Regions from separate parts of the Homo sapiens genome. Here region 1 is linked to region 2. Evidence: chromatin loops called from intact Hi-C (ENCODE). Cell type or tissue: heart left ventricle. All regions are shown on one strand. Each heading gives the region's core, and the rest is flanking DNA. Links, peaks and the distances in the headings are about the cores only.

The links. Peaks named below come from ENCODE experiments on the same cell type or tissue, not always from the same donor. Only the 100,000 strongest peaks of a DNase experiment are listed, where the experiment ranks them.
Region 1: it touches region 2 in a loop (2.6-fold over the local background); 5 of 110 quality-filtered maps call a loop at or near these places.

Annotation. Positions count from the first base shown.
Region 1 is chr10:3,394,720-3,403,052 of GRCh38, reverse strand. All of the region lies in intron 1 of LOC105376360 (a long non-coding RNA gene), which reads right to left. LOC105376358 (a long non-coding RNA gene) reads left to right here and starts at 5,698. Exons shown (of 3, transcript XR_930568.3): 1 at 5,698-5,750; 2 at 7,220-7,392; 3 at 7,757-8,333. LOC105376357 (a long non-coding RNA gene) reads right to left here and starts at 5,558. Exons shown (of 2, transcript XR_930567.3): 1 at 5,493-5,558; 2 at 4,619-4,971. RefSeq lists enhancers at 2,867-3,443, 3,444-4,021. In heart left ventricle, for the core only: no CTCF peak of the experiment used is centred there; a DNase peak (open chromatin) is centred at 3,683; H3K27ac peaks cover 446 bases.
Region 2 is chr10:3,448,193-3,456,525 of GRCh38, reverse strand. The region is part of intron 3 of LINC02669 (long intergenic non-protein coding RNA 2669); the gene reads left to right. All of the region lies in intron 1 of LOC105376360 (a long non-coding RNA gene), which reads right to left. It overlaps LOC124902538 (a long non-coding RNA gene), which reads right to left and starts at 6,892. Exons shown (of 2, transcript XR_007062362.1): 1 at 3,837-6,892. RefSeq lists enhancers at 1-426, 3,627-4,264. In heart left ventricle, for the core only: CTCF peaks have their summits at 903 and 4,046 (motif pointing left); no DNase peak of the experiment used is centred there; H3K4me3 peaks cover 1,101 bases; H3K27ac peaks cover 2,479 bases.

The DNA.
Region 1 (8,333 bases), core at 161-8,160, 53 kb after region 2:
GAAGCATTGCTTCTCATTGAGGATTTCTGGCAACGATTTTGTTCAATTTGCTGAGGAATGTCGGGATGAACTGACAGGGGTAACCCCTGAAGAGAAACCACCAAAGATAATTCTTAAGGAGAGCAGATGAAACAAAGCAGGATGGAAGGCAATTATCTGTTGCAGTTAAGTATCATACATTTCTAAGACGGAAGCACAATGCCATCAGTCAGCTGAACTGGACATCTATCAAAGAGAGCATTTTACTTTCTGTCCTATTAATGGTGTCTCATAATAAAATAATAATTTGCATTTCTATTGTGCCTTTCATCTCATAGGATTTTATAGATGCTAAATTATTTAGCTTTATAACAACTCGGAGACGTGAATTTCTTGAGATGCTAACCTGAGGCATTGATAAACTGAATGACCTCCCCAAGGGCACAGCTCGAATAGATCCTGAAGAACAGCTTAATCCTGTCCCCCAGGGGCATTTCTGCTGCCTCATATTTTATGGTTAAGCTTATCTGAGCACTTTTCTCACCCAAACAGATGTTTCTTTTTAAACTCCAATCAAAATCACCCCATCATTACGTGACATAAAGAATTATAGCCAAGTAAATCCCTTCAGAATATAGCTTAGTCTCTGTGCCTTTTTTTTCATTATTAGTGACCGGATCATCTGACAAGCATTGAGGAACTGGTAGAGAATCTGGGATCTTTTAGAGGGACATCCTTCCACGCACTGCACGAATATGTCACCCTGTTTTGCATGGCGTATAGCTGGCCTTCACTTATGAGAGTACTTCAGGATTTTGTGCTTAAATTTTATAGTGTCTATATCGATAACGGAATAATAATGGCAGACATAATTTTGTATTCAGCCTTCCTAATTTAGCTCACCCCAAATTGAGCCTGGAGGTAGAATCCGTGAAGCCAGGGGGAAAAAGAGATTAGGATTGAGAAAGAGGGTAATTAAACATTTCCCAGGCTAGAGAGGCTGAAGAAGAAATAAAATTGGGTTGGCATAAGAATATAAAACTGAGGACTGAAGACCTCTTCCTATGCACGAGCCACGTCCCGTGTTAAATAATTAACTGGTTGGCCATTGGGCTGAGGCACTCCAGGGCCCTGGGCTGCTATATAGGCAAGCAAAACCCAACTCAGTCTAAATAGTAACAGGAAACTTAAGCTCGATCAATCAGAAACCGCCAAATCCCCACCAAGTGGAGACTTTACCAATCAGTAACTGCTAAGGAACCCCTCTAGCTGGGGACTTTCCACTTTAACCAATCACGTGTTTCTTTGTCCTGCTTCCAGAGACACCTTGTAAACGTTTTCCCTCCCACCCTCTTATGGAGCTCTTAGAAGCTTGTGGTTTGTTGCTGCCTGATTCATGAATCGCTGTCAGCTCAAATAAACTTGTCAAATTTTTCATGTGCCTAAATTTATCTTTTAACATCCCTCAAATATGTAAGCCTTGTTTACATTAAGGATGAGAAACAGATTTCTATTTTCTAATCTAAACTTTTCTCCATGAAACATTCTAGAATGTCTTCCAAAAATGATTTGTACGTAGATAATATTTCTGAGAAACAAACATAGACTCTTAATTGGTGCATACCAAATCCCAGTTTCTTACAATGATTTTTTGATTGTGAATTGGATTTTGGTGGGGGAGGTTGGAATTTGGAAGGAGATATTACAACACTCACTGTTCCTTTAGTTGTCTGAGTAGGTACTGTTAACTAACTAACAGTGGTCACCCAAAAGATGGTGGTCACCCCATTGTGATCTAAAAGACAGTGGTAACCCTAAAGACAGAGGTCACCAGAAGTGCTGATTTGTGTTGAGGCAAAGGCAGACACACAATCCCGGGGTCCTGTGGGGTCCTGAAGCCAGTGTTCTCAGGGCACAGGAAAGTGGCGGGTGCACTGAGCCAATATTAACTGCTGCAGGGAATGTAGTTCACTCTGGTGTAATTGGTATTGTGTGTAAGGACCTCCCCTCCCCTCCCCTTCCCTTCCCTTCTCCAGACAGAGTCTCACTTTGTTGCCCAGGCTGGAGTGCATTGGCTCTATCTCTGCTCACTGCAACCTCCGCCTCCCGGGTTCAAGCGACTCTCCTGCCTCAGCATCCTGGGTAGCTGGGATTACAGGCACCCACCATCACACCTGGCTAATTTTTGTATTTTTGGTAGAGATGGGGTTTCACCATGTTAGTCAGGCTGGTCTCGAACTCCTGACCTCAGGCGATCTGCCCTCCTCGGCCTCCCAAAGTGCTGGGATTACAGACATGAGCCACTGCACCCAGCCAAGACATTTTCTTTTCTGCTTTTAAAGCATTATACTTATCTCAAAACATTCAATATAGCAAAAAAAAAAAAAAAAAGAGGGAAACATCCCAAAGCATCTGGCCTTCCCTCTTCATCCTTCCCCCTTGCCACCCTTTTAATCAAATCATCCGGACACCAACCAGGGTCACTGGGCCTACACAGTTCTGCGCGGTGCTAACAGGAAATCACTTTGTTTAGAACAAAAAATCACTTGTGATCACATCGCTTTGCTTGCTGGACAAAAATGCTTTAAAGATGATGTAATTAAATGTATTTAAATAAACTCTTGACACGGGTGTGAACTATTTTTAAATGAAAATAATTTTTTAACTGATCTCTCATTCCTCTGTGCACACTTTCAGAACTCTTACATACTATTTTTATAACAATTGAACCTGCTACCTAGCGGGATAGAATCGGTCTAGTGCTATCTCCTGAAATGTAATTACATACAGGAGGAAAAAGGCTGCTAGGTGTAGTATGGGAGATGCCGCTTCTTTTCAATACCATCACCGTCAGAGAATACACTGTAAAACTTGTTTTTCTACCATTTTCAGATTTCTTTTTGCTAGTTGCAGTATCTGAATTTGCTTTATTATTTACAAAGCTTGACAGTTTAAAACATGGTTTTCACCGACATGCCCTTGTACTTGTGTGATGGGGTTATTGTCTCTGCAGTAAATTCAGAATTCGATTGTCATGAGGCAGCTTAGTCGACCTCTGATCAACACACTCACTCAGAGAGTTTTCTAACCTCCAGGAAGGAAATAGCCCCAGGGCTGCTCGCATTTCTTTCTCTTTCTGAGCACTGCCCTTTCAGTGCTTTACCTAGTTTTCTTTATCATAGCCAATGTTCCCTACAGGCAGGAGTTCAGTGACAGTGGGGTGTGAAAACTTTGTATCCGAGCGTGGACATTAATCCTCCTGCCCCTCTGGAGCAACAACAGTGAAGGGAAGTGGGCCAGTTTGGGCAACATAGTGACTGCACAAAAATCACAGGGAGTTCACAGAGGATGGAATCTCATCCAGTTAACCTATTCCTGACCCTGAAAACACACACACACACACGTGCACACGAGAACACACACGCGCGCGCACACACACGCACACACGTACGCACACACCCGCACGCACACATGCACACGCACACCCACACACGCACAGACACGTGCACACGCATCACACACGCGCGTGCACACGCATCACACACGCGCACGCACACGCACACGCACGCACGCACGCACTTGCACACGTGCACACACATGCACATGGACACACACGCACGCACACACACACGCTACTGACGGCTCGCACAGCTCCAGGGGTGTCTGAAGCCTGTGATCATCAGCACCAGGGACCCAGAGACAAAACCAGCAGCCACAGCCAGGCCTCCAGGCTTCCTGTGGCTCCGCCCAGCACAGCACTGTATCTGATGTGTCGGGCGGAAGCTTCGTTGAAGACAAACATCCATTGTTAATTTCTGAGGCCGTGTCTGTTTGGCAGATGTGAGGTTATGGTCGGTCAGCGATGTCTGTCCACACATAGGCACGCCTCTGGACTCACTGAATCAGACACCCTGGGACCCGGCTCTGCGATCTCCGTCTTCCAAGCCGTGCAGGTGATGCTGGACCACACTTCAGTTGAGAATGAAGGGATGGAAATTATTTTAAATTGAAAACTCCTGAACAGTCAGCAGCCGCAGAAAGAAACTACCTCCACTTAAGCAGCTGCCCCAGGAAGCAGAGCTGCTTTGACCCCTCTGGGGGCATATCCTGCTTGGAGGAAGACTAAACCCCCCCCACACCGAGCAGTGCAGTACAGGCCGGGCATGGTGGCTCACGCCTGTCATCCCAGAGCTTGGGGAGGCTGACGATCATCTGAGGTCTACTCGAGACCAGCCTGGCCAACATGGTGAAACCCCATCTTTACTAAAAATACAAAAATTAGCCGGGTGTGGTGGCGCACTCCTGTAATCCCAGCTACTCAGGAGGCTGAGGCAGGAGAATCTCTTGAACCTGGGAGGCAGAAGTTGCAGTGAGCCGAGATCACACCACTGCCCGTCAGCCTGGGCAACAGAGAGAGACTCCATCTCAAAAAAAAAATAAAACAAAACAAAACAAAACCAGTTCGGATCAGCTGCCCATTAGCGTCAAGACCGAAAGGACCTTCCACACTCCCCGTGAAGCCCTGAGCCCCTGTTTTTATTGTGTTTGCTGGTATATAAACCCTTTCCTCATTACTGTGTCCTCACGTGTGTGTGCATGAGCACAGCCGATGGACCTTGCTCTCCCTCCTGTCCACCTGTCTGCTGTCCGTTCACTTGCAGACCCCAGATATTTCAAGCTATGACAGTAGAGAAAAAAGTCTCCCCAACAATAGAGAAAAAAGTCTCCCCAACAAGAACTGCTGCTGTCAGCCTGCTCACCTGCACCATGGTTCCCACCAGCACTCCTGTTACAAGTGACAGATGAAAACTCACGCGGAAGACGACCTCAGAGCCAACATTCCTGGAAGGAGGCTGCGCTGGGGGCCGTGCTGGGGGCTTCACGTGGAATATCTCATCTTCCCCACACAATGACTTTGCAAGATGGAAAACACTCGTCCACCCCAGCTGACCGATGGGGACAGGTTTGGAGAAAGCAGAGCCAAGGCAGGCACTGATGGAAACACGCGGAGAAGAGGGCGAGTGAGCTCGGCGCCGGTGGCGGGGGCACGCAGGGAAGAGGGCGAGTGAGCTCGGCGCCGGGGGGCACGCAGGGCAAACACCGGGCTAATCGGGTGAGGGGGCGCAGCAGACACGCTGCTGCGGGTAGGATTTTCTTTTGGTCTCAGATCTGATTTTGTGAAATGGGAACATGAGCAGCACCTCAGGTTTCTGTGCTAAGTGAAGCAATTCCTGCAGTGCCTGGCATGTTGGGGGGCTCCACACCTCAGAGTCCTCCTGCTGACCCTGAGGTCATTTCTCTCCCCTGCTCAGGGGAGCCCAGGGGACCTTCAGTCCAGACCTGACCTGCCCCTCACCTGCTGAGTAAGTTCAGGTAAACGATTTACTAGCTTTCTGTCTGGGCTTCCCCTAACTGTAAAATGAAGCATTGGGGGTGTCTGGGTGGAGGCCTATGCATCTCCCATTCTGTTTAGATTTGAGGCCTCAGTCAACAAAGACTTAGTGAGCACCTACTATGTGCACGGCACTGTGCGAGGAATTAGGGATCTAACACTGAAGCAGGAAGACATGAGCTCAGTCTTGGTGAGGCTTACAGTTTGTAGGGGAGAAACACAATCATCAGTGAATCACAAAGCCAACATTTGATGACAAACTGTGACAGGTTTGCTCTGGTTGCCATAACAGTCTATCACAGACTGGGTGGCTTAAATCACAGACATTTAGTTTTTCATCGTTTCAGAGTCTGGAAGTCCAAGATCAAGGGACCAGAGGGTTGGTGTCTGGAGACGGCTCTCCTCTTGGGTTGCAAATAGCTGCCTTTTCACACCATGCCCTCCCATAGCAGAGAGAGAGAGAAAGGGGGAGGGAGGGAGAGATGGTTGGAGAGAGAAAAAGAGAGGGAGAAGGAGAGAGAGAGAGAGAGGGAGGGAGGGAGAAAGAGAGGGAGAGAGGAGAGGAGAAGAAACGGAGCACACTCTCTGGTATCTTTCCTTTTAAGGAAGCTAATCCTATTGGATTAGGGCCCTGCCCTTGTGACCCAACATAACCTTAATTGCCTCCCTACCCCACATACACCCACTCTGGGGTTTAGCACTTCAGCATGTGAATTTTGGGAGGACACATACATTCAGCCTGTAACAGGTGGTGTGAGGCAAGTTCATTGTTCCGTGTCAGGACCAGTCTAGTTTATCAGGGGCTCAGTAATTCAAACAACTTTACTATGATTTGAGGAAAATATGAGTGACTGAAAAAGAGAACTTAGGCAAACTGGGTGATTTATTTGCCATCTGTCTATAGTATCAACTGAGGTTAGAAACCCCATACTCTGGTATCTAATAACTCGGTTCTGGGCATCTATACAGACTTTTAATATATCCATGTTTCCAAGCCGAGCAGAATGTAGAGGAGAGGGGTGTGGGAGGTGGTAGGGCTGAAGCTTATGGGCAGAGGAGACGAACAGGGCATTGCCCTTTCACAGTCATTGTGGTGTCTGTGAGTGACAGGTGAGTGGCCCAGTATCAGTGTATGTGACAGATTCGGATCTGAAACAGACAGCCCTAAATTAGATTCCAACTCCATCTCTCACTGTCTCTGAGACTTTGAGAAGTTTCCCTAACCTAGAAAACCTCTACCTCCGTATTTACAGAATGGGAGAAAGGCCAGTGCCATGAGGTTGCTTTTAGAATTAATTGGAGTAGCACATGCAAGCCCTCGGCTTTGGGGCTGCTCCGCCGTGTGGCTCCCAGCGCGCTCCGGTCACCTGTCTGCAGCAGGCTCAGGTTCCCGTCCTGAGCCAGTCAGAGTGGCACTCCGGGGTGGACTGTCCCCACAGGGTCTTCAGCCAGCAGCAGCTGGAATGGGCCCCATCAGTGAGACAGAGGACGGAAGGGGAGAGTTGCATTTCCAACCCTGACAGCTAAAGAGCAGAAGATGACAGGTTCCCAGAGACCTGTAAGCACAGACCTGCCAGCTCTTTCATTCCTGGGCTGTGGGCTTTTTTTTTTTTTTTTTTGACAAGCTAAGAGAACAATATTGGGCTTCCCCACAAATGACTGATTTTCTCTGAAGGCAAACCCCCCAGATTACATGCACTCAATCATCTGGGAACCGGGCCAGACCCAAACAGAGGTTTTGTCCATAAGATTTCAGGGCAGCTTTTTTACGGTCAGAGTCTTGCAGAGGGGATGAATTACAGTGGCCACTTAGAAAATTTCCAAATAAAGAAATCCTAATTGTTTCAGGGTCAGTGAGGCCTTCTCTCACCTGAACTGGGATCAGATTAGCAGCAACAACAATGAATGAGTGATGGAGACGGCATCCGGCACCCACAGTACACACAGAATGGTTATGTTTATCTTCCATCTCCTGTGCCAGCTTACTGACATGGGGCACTGCAGTTCCCAGAGCAAGCCTGGTGAGTGGCAGAAGCCCAGAGGCTGCAGACCTGCCTTGTAATTGGGGACATCCCCAGCGCTGCGAGAGTGGTTTTCCTCACACCACCTGGCTCAGCCATCTGGGTTGAAATCCACTGTGCATAATCACCTTTCCAGGCATCTCCCCTGAGATGTGCTCTGACGTGGGCAGGAAGGAAGGCTCACCTGCGAGCATGACATTGCACTCAGAGGCGCATTGCTTCCATCAGTGACCAGACAAACCATTCCCTACATTATTTTTCTGGTCAGGGAGAGCATGAAAAATAATAGCTCATCAGATTTTAAGCGTGCAGGGATCTGACGTGACATTGCTCAGAACAGTCACATTTGTCCCTTCCCATACAGGACTTGTCCCCTGATGAGCACATGGGACAATCATCCAAGTAGAATGAAACCAGCTGGGAGAAGCCACCACACATCCCCTTCAGAAACAGCAACTCTCCCACGCCTGACTGACTTCCTGGTGCCTGGAACTCCTCTGAGTGGAGCAACTCTATTGACTGAGATTATCTCCATAAAGTCCAGGTGAAGGTGAAAATAACAATCTCACCATTTACTGATTGTCAATTTCCTGTCCAATAAGAAAAGAATAAGACTTCAGGGAGGCAGGGCAGGCAACAGGCACGTCTGAGTCCATTTCTCAGCTGAAATCTACAAGAAACTGAGGACCTCAATCCCCCAACCCTGGAGCAATGCAGTCCTGCCGGTATGCTTGTAGGGGTGCTCAGAAGCAGACCCTTCCCCACCTGAGCCTTCAGATGAGTCCTCATCCCTGGCCAGTACCTGAGTGTGGACTTGTGAGTGAGCCAAGCCAGCCATGCCACACAAAGATTCCTGACCCACAAAAACTGTGAGATGATAAATGTGCATTGATTCAAGCTGCTAAGTTTGGGGGCAACTTGTTACACAGCAGGAGATAACT
Region 2 (8,333 bases), core at 185-8,184:
GTGTGTGACAGCGTGAGTACCCCAGCATGGATGCGTGCGTATCTCAGTGTGTGAGAGTGTCAGTACCCCAGTGGGAATGCATGCGTATCTCAGTGTGTGAGAGTGTGAGTACCCCAGCGGGAATGCGTGCATAACTCAGTGTGTGAGAGCGTGGGTACCCCAGCGGGAATGCGTGCGTATCTCAGTGTGTGAGAGCATGAGTACCCCAGCATGGATGCGTGCGTATCTCAGTGTGTGAGAGCGTGAGTACCCCAGTGTGTGATCCCAGTGTTTGAATGCATGTGTACCCCAGTGTGGATGCATGAGTATCCCAGTGTGTGAAAGCTGGAGACATAGTGAAGCTATGTGATTCACTCTCACAAATCAAGAACCAACAACGTGTAAGGCTGGTGGGTTCAGCCCAGTAATGCACAGCATGGTTAGTGACAAAAGAGAAGGAAGACTAAGTGCACAGCTGACCAGGCCATTCAAAACAAAAGTGTGTAGAACCATGTGTGCATGTGTATATGTTTACCTGTGTGTGCATGTGTGTGTGTGTGCATGCATGTGTGTGCCTGTGTGTGTGTGTGTGTGTGGATTCTGAACCTGCCGAAATGCTTAAAGCAGACAGGATATGATGCAAGTTTCTTCAACCAAAGCTGAAAATTACATTTCTCATCTAGAGTGGAAATGAGAAGATAATTTGAAAAACATGAGCATTTTGTTAAATTAATCCAGGTAGAAGGAGGTCATCAGCTGTAATTTAATAAAACTAATTGGAAATTAACTACCAATAAATAATTTGTACCCTGAGGCTTTGAAATTTACCATAAAGCAACGTGGTACTCAGCACAGCTGCTCTGCATAGCTTGAGCGGGCCCCACAGGCAGGAAAGGGTGAGGGGAAGGAAGAGCAGGAACTGCGGCCGGAAGGCTAAATCACGTCAGGGGAAAACCTTGAGTTTGCTGGTGCAGGAAATTTTGCCTATGGGAAAATGCATACTTTCTGTCTAGAGTCATGGAGTCTCCGTGTGAGGTTGGGGTGGTGAGGATCGGGCTCAAAGATAACACAAATGCATGTGTAGCCAATTGCCAAGGGGCACGGTGAACAGGGACTTGTCCTTTCCCTGTTAGGGCTTTCAAATCTCAGAGTAACTGGTGACCTGGGGAATGTGGGTGTGTGGAACCTTCCCCACCCCACCGGACCGCATTTCCCAGTAACAGGATGGATGCCATCCATTCGACTTTGCACCATCTCCAGGTCTCCAAAGACCCACGTATGACGGAAAGAAACATTTGCCAACATGAGGCCTGCCTTAGCCACCAGCAGCCACTTAGAAGACACCGTGAAATCAGGAAATGAGATTCTCAGGCTTCACAGGGTCTTTGTTAATGTTGCTTTCTTGGTTTCCTAAAATCCATTTTTTTAAATTAAAAAAAAGTCCAGCTCAGAAGTAAATGGCTTAATTTATCCTAAGACTATTTTGGAAACATACACCTTCAGACTTGCAGCTAGATCTAATTTATCCCTAGACAACGGCCTTTCTGAGGTCCCTGAATCATAAACTCCATTCTCAAACCAGTCATTGAAAAAGATACAGTATATACACTCTGCCCAAGAAATATGATTTTTTCCTGCAAGGAGACAGAAAAGAGGAAAGACACTTGAATTTGTTCAGCCTTTCCTTTGTTATTTTTATTTCAAATGAGTGGAGTGTTTTAAAAGCTTCATCTACAAAATTAGGGGGTAAAAATCACAGCTACAGAAAGCTAAAAGCATCCATCCAATGGCATCAAATATTTATGGGTGTAAACTTTGAATGAAAGATCTCAAGTCACTTTGAAATGTTTTAAGTGAATAATTAAATTTTAAAGCAACCACTGTGCCGGCGCGGTCGCTCACGCCTGTAATCTAGCACTTTGGGAGGCCGAGGCAGGCGGATTGCCTGAGCTCAGGAGTTTGAGACTAGCCTGGGCAACATGGCTAAACCCCATCTCTACTAAAAAAGTAGCTGGGCGTGGTAGCTCGCACCTGTAATCCCAGATACTCGGGAGGCTGAGGCACGAGAATCGCTTGAACCTGGGAGGCGGAGGTTGCAGTGAGCCAAGATAGTGCCACTGCACTCCAGCCTGGGCAACAGAGTGAGACTCTGTCTCAAAAAAGTAAAAATAAAATAAAATAAAACAACCGCTGGAAGGCCTGGTGCTGTGAGTGGCACCGTCGTTGCAAGGACCACACTTGGGCCTGTTTCTGCCGCTTGGTCATGAGACAGAACAGAATCCATTGGGGATGTTATGGAGAAGGACAACGTGGCTAAACTGAAGGAAGAATTTTCTCTTTTTTTCTTTTTCTTTCTTTCTTTTTTTTTTTTTTTTTTAGAGACGGAGTTTCTCTCCTATAGCCCAGGCTGGAGTGCAATGGCATGATCTCGGCTCACTGCAACCTCTGCCTCCCGGGTTCAAGAGATTCTTCCGCCTCAGCCTCCCAAGTAGCTGGGATTATGGGTGCCCGCCACCACGCCCTGCTAATTTTTGTATCTTTAATAAAGACAGGGTTTCACTATGTTGGTCAGGCTGATCTTGAACTCCTGACCTCATGACCTGCCCGCCTCGGCCTCCCAAAGTGCTGATATTACAGGCATGAGCCACCAAGCCCAGCTGAATTTTCTATTAACCCTGACTGAGCAGCAATAAATAGGCCACCAGTAATAGAGAACATCAGGTTAGCTGAATGGACAGCTGTCAGCAGCAGAAAGAAGGTTTTTAATTGAGGAGGAAGTTAAATTACATTCACTTAAAGGTTACATTCAGTTCTGATATTTTGATGCATGTTTTACAAAATATTGTATTCTACGGCAAGAGTTATTGCTCTCTACACTTTCCTTGGGAGGAATTACATCATGGTCCACTGTCCCCAAGAAAAACCCTTGAGGAGATACAGGCTTCAGAGTTCTTCTTTTCTTTTTCAATCTTCAAAATATGGTATATTCACCATATTTTTCCACAGGACCCTAAGCAGGGCTAGAGCAGTCATCTATTTGTAAAATACGTTAATACTTCTGTACTAATTGTATACATATTCAGAATAAAGGACTTAGAAAGCTTGTCATCAATATTGTATAAATCTGCTCACTTTTTGCTGCCATATGTATTTTGGTGTCAGTTCTACAAATATGACTTTGTTTTCAGACTTTTCCTGATTTTAGAATTTGCACATGAGAAATCATATCTTAGATTTTAGAATCAGCCATTACCAAGGTTTAACTCTGGCCCCATCTGCTAAAAGACATGTCCTTGAGCAAACGATTTCATCAGTTTCTCTTTAGCATGTTACGATGGGGGTTAGAAAAGGCTGAGCGGCATGTCCCTGTGTGATAGTACATTCCAAACCTATGACTGGAAATAAAAAGCGTTGTATTTTCACTGAGGTCAGAGAAAAACATCAGAGCTTACTAGAAGATGCGTGCCCTCCTTCCTAGAGTAAAAGCTCTTTGAAGTAGCATTTGTATGTTTTTGTGTTTGCAGCCAGTACTCTATACTCTAATTTTCTAAAATTAAATTGAATTACAGTGAGGAAAGAGAAATTCGGTGAAGAGATGAAAAGACTCCTGAGTCATTCTGAAGGCTTCTCTGGAAGGAAGCCCTAGAATTCACTTTTGCAGTGCTTTCAGAAGAGGATGAAATCAGCCCCTTCCAGCCTCAATCGTCCTGCCCCACAGAAGGCCTTGGGGATAATAGCCCTGAGGTCCCTTCTTTTCCTGTATTCTTAAGAATTCACAGTTCTTTTTGGAGAGGAAGATGGCAAATTAATAATAATAATGATAGTAATGTAACAATAATAATAAAACAAAGACCTACCTTAGAGTTGTCAATTAAACAGTACCAATATATAGCTCAGGTAGTTTGTGTTTGATAAGATGATTCACTTTGCACCAGGTTTGAGAATATCCTGTTGTACTTCTTTGCAAATTCTTTTCTGAAACAGGATGTTTTCATTGTCTTACAATTGCTGCTATAGAAAAGAAAGGCCCTGATTTGAAATAGGCTGGTAACCCCTACTGGGAGAAAGCAGTAGTCCCTGTGTCAAAGCCTTTCCTCAAAACGAAAGTCATGTTGCTTTTGGGATGAATTCCGGGGGCTGAAGGCCTGCTGTAGCTCCCTGTAAATCAGACTTCCTGGCTAGATTAAGCACTCAACAATGCTGAACAGACCGCAAATGTTATTGCAAGCAAAATCCTATTTTAATCTGCCCTCCTGACTCTTGGAATGTTAAATTCAACTGCAACTTGGAAAGTTCCATCCCTTTGATCTCCCATCGAAGTGGGCTTATTTTTGAAGTAAAAGCTGCTTACTTTGGGATTTGACGTCTTTAAAAGTACTTTTTTTAAGTCAAATACGTTAAGCATCCTCTCTGATTCATGAAAAGGCAGTTTTTCTTTCCCTTGGGATGCTGTATTTATATGAAGGCATGGGAGGCAGGGAAGAACAATGTGGAATGTGTGAGTTTGTAAGATGTTCACATTCCCAAAATAAATGGGATCTGCTGCTTTAAGGGTAGTAGGCAGTGTGGGTAGGTGCCCGGTGCAATTGACCTCCTTGCTAGAAAATCACAGATCATTAGCACTGGCAGTGACTCTGTTATGTTTACAACCCATTGCAAAACAGCAGTGAAAACAAAGCAGTGTGGGTGAAACACAGAATCTATCATCTATCACGCTTTGCCTAGTAAAGCTCTGTAAGTGCTGGCATCTTTGCTGAGAACCCAGACAAGCCCTCTTCTGTTTGGGCATAGGATAGTTCTGACCTAGAAATGACCACCTAGAAACAGGCAGAACCAGAACATGGTATTTAGAGGAAAGAGGAGGAGGGAGGAGGAATCGGCTTAGCAATGACCCACAAGTATTCAAAGGGTGTCCTACACAATGCTGTGTGGCACCCTTGGCCAGACTGCAGGTGCCTTCAAGCTGAAGGCTTTATCAAGATAGATGGACAGGTTCTTCAGGCCCAGTGGAGCTTTACAGGGAGGTGCAGGGAGGAAGAGAAGTTCTGAGATCCTGCTGCAACCTGCCCACCACTCTTCATTCCTGCCGATCATGGGTAGTTAGGGTATGTGACCATGCCCTCCATTCAACCTTGTAAGATTAAGCTCTTTCTCTACAATGTGACTCAACTCATAAGTGACCTTCTATGGAAATGAATTCACTTTGCAGCAGTGATTACTGTAATGACCTCTTGCTCCTCCATGGTGGCTTTCATCTGAGAAGCTTCAGCACCTTCTAAACAATAATTAGCCACACCACTATGTGGTCTTCGCAATTGAATAAATTAAGCACAATCAACCTTGAACTACCTGAATCTTAATGACTTACATGGGGCCACATAATGGCTAGTGGCACACCACGAAGAACCTGAGAACGTCCATGTCTAGTCCCTATTCTAGCCTGTGTTAAACGGTGTTATTTTAATTCTGTTTTTGAAACTATATTCTACTAACATACTTAGAAAAAGATGATTCATTGAGTTTTGTCCATCTCAAATGAGGAAAGAGAGAAACAAGGATAAACTGAAGGAAAACATAACTTGAAGAGGGGAGAAAAGAGAAGCGGGACTTATCCTCGGTGAGGTTTGGAAAGTACTGTGATTCTGCACACTTCATCTCATGACATATTTATGTTTCTAGGAATCAAGTGCTCAAAGCACCCTCATTCTAGGCCTCTGCTCTGAGTTCACACTCTAGGTGGGCCCGTTCTTCCCAAGGTGACTTCACGTGGCACTGCTCTCTCCCTTCTCCATTCCTGTAGTCCTGTCATCTTTTTAGCCTGTGTTGCTAATATTAGATGGCATACTAGGACGGAAGTTAAAGTAATTCATCCTAAGTTTGGGATTAACTTTGAATTTTTGATAAAGCCTAGCTTTTGATAGAAGGTTAGTAAATGTAAGTTGAATAAAAGGAAGAAAGGAAGGGAGGGAGGGAGAAAAGGAAGAAAGAGGGGAGAGAAGAAAGGAAAAGAAGAAGAAGTGTAGGTGAATAGAAGTATAGAGACAGAATGTTTAAGAAGCCCAGCTGGGTAAATTTGGGAATTATCCCTGAGAGGCAAGGATAGTTCATCATAGATGAATCAATAAATGCAATATACCACATGAAGAGAATGAAGGATAAAAATTACACAATCATTTCAATAGATTCAGAAAAGGCATTTGGTAACATTCAACATCGTCTCATGATGAAAACTGTCAACACATTAGGTATTGAAGGAACATACCTCAACATCAAACAAGCCATACATGGCAAGCCCACAGATAGCATCATACTCGAAGGTAAAAAGCTGAAAGCTTTTTCTCTAAGATCAGGAGCAAGACAGGGATTCCCACGTTCTCCACTTCTATTCAACATAGTGCTGGAGTCCTAGACAGAGCAATTAGGTGAGAAAAAAAAGTAAAAGGCATTCACATTAGAGAGGAAGAAGTAAAATTGTCTTTGTGTGCAGATAGCATGATCTTATATACAGAAAACCCAGAAGACTCCACCAAAAATCTGTTAGAACTGTTGAATGAAGTTAGCAAAGTTGCAAGATAGAAAATCAACATACAAAAACCAGTAGCATTCTCTACATTAAAAATGAACCACCCAAAATAGAAATTAAGAAAACAATCCTGTTGTAATAGCATCATAAAGAATAAAATACTTAGGTATAAACTTAACTGAGGTGGTAAAAGCTCTATATACTGAAAGCTAAACAACTATGATGAGAAAAATTAGATAAAAATAAATGGAAAAGTATTTCATGTTCATGGATTAGAAAAATTAATATTGTTTAATGTCCACACCACTCAAAAGGATCTACAGATTCAACACAATTCCTATCAAAATTTCAGAGGCTTTTTTTTCAAAGAAATAGAAAAAGGAATCCTAAAATTCATAAGCAATCACAAAGAATTCTAATAGCCAAAGCAATGTTGAGCAAAAAGAACAAAGATAGAGGCACTCTACCTCTTGATTTCAAATTTCATTACGTGCTATGATAATGAAGACAGGATGGTACTGGCATAAAAAAAACAGACCCACAAACCAATGAAATAGAATAGAGAGCCCAGAAATAAATGTATACATATATACAGTCAATTAATTTTTGATAGGGTGCCAAGAATACACAATGAGGAAATGATAGACTCTTCAATAAATGGTGCAGGGAGAACTGAATATCCACATATGGAAGAGTGAAATTGGATCCTTGTACCATATAGAAAAATCAACTCTAAATGGACTTAAGATTTAATCATAAGACCTGAAAGTGTAAGACTCCCAGAAGAAAACATCGGGGAAAAGTTTGTTGTCATTGATTGGTCTTGGCAGTGTTTTTCTGGATATGACACCAAAAGCACAGACAACAAATGTCAAAATAAACAAGCAAAATATACCTAACTATAAAGCTCTGCACAGTAGAAGAAACAATCTACAAAATAGAAAGGCAACCTAGAGAATGAAAAAAAAGTGTGCAAGTCATATATCTGATAAGGGATTAGCATCCAAAATATACAAATAATTTATACAAATAGCAAAAAAAAAAAATCAAATAACCTGATTATAAAAGGGATAAAAGACCTGAATAGGCATTTCTCCAAGGAAGACACACAAAAGATAAACAGGTTCATGAAAAAGTGCTCAACATCACTAATTATCAGTAAATCAAAAGCACAACGAGATATCACCTCACACCTGTGAGAATGGCTATTATTCAGAAAAAAAAAAAGATAAGAAGTGTTAGTTACTGAAGATGTAGAGAAAAAGAAACCTGTGTACATTGCTAGTGGAAATACTGGTACAGCCATTGTAGAAAACAGTCGGAGGTTTCTCAAAAAAAAGTAAGCATAGAAACATCAAATTGTCCAGCAATTGCACTTTGGGGTATATATCCAAAGGAAATAAAATTAGTATCTCTAAGAGATCTCTGAACCCTGTGTTTGTTGCAAAGTTATTCACTACAGCCACGACGTGGAAACAGCCTCAATGCTCATTGGTGGATGAATGGATAAAGAAAATGGGGCATATTTGTACAAGGGAATATTATTCAGCCTTTAAAAAGAAGGAAATGTTGTCATTTGCAACAACATGGATGAACCTGGAGGACATTATGCTAAGTGAAATAATCCAAGCACAGAAAAATACCACATGACTTCATTTATATATGGAACCTAAAATAGTTAAATTCATAGAAGCAGAAAGGAGAGTGGTGATTACCAGGGGCTGGGAGAAGGGAGGAACAGGGCATTGATGGTCAAAGGGAACAAAGTTTCAGTTATGCCAGGTGGATGCGGTATGAGCTCTACTCTACAGCATAGCACCCATAGCTAACA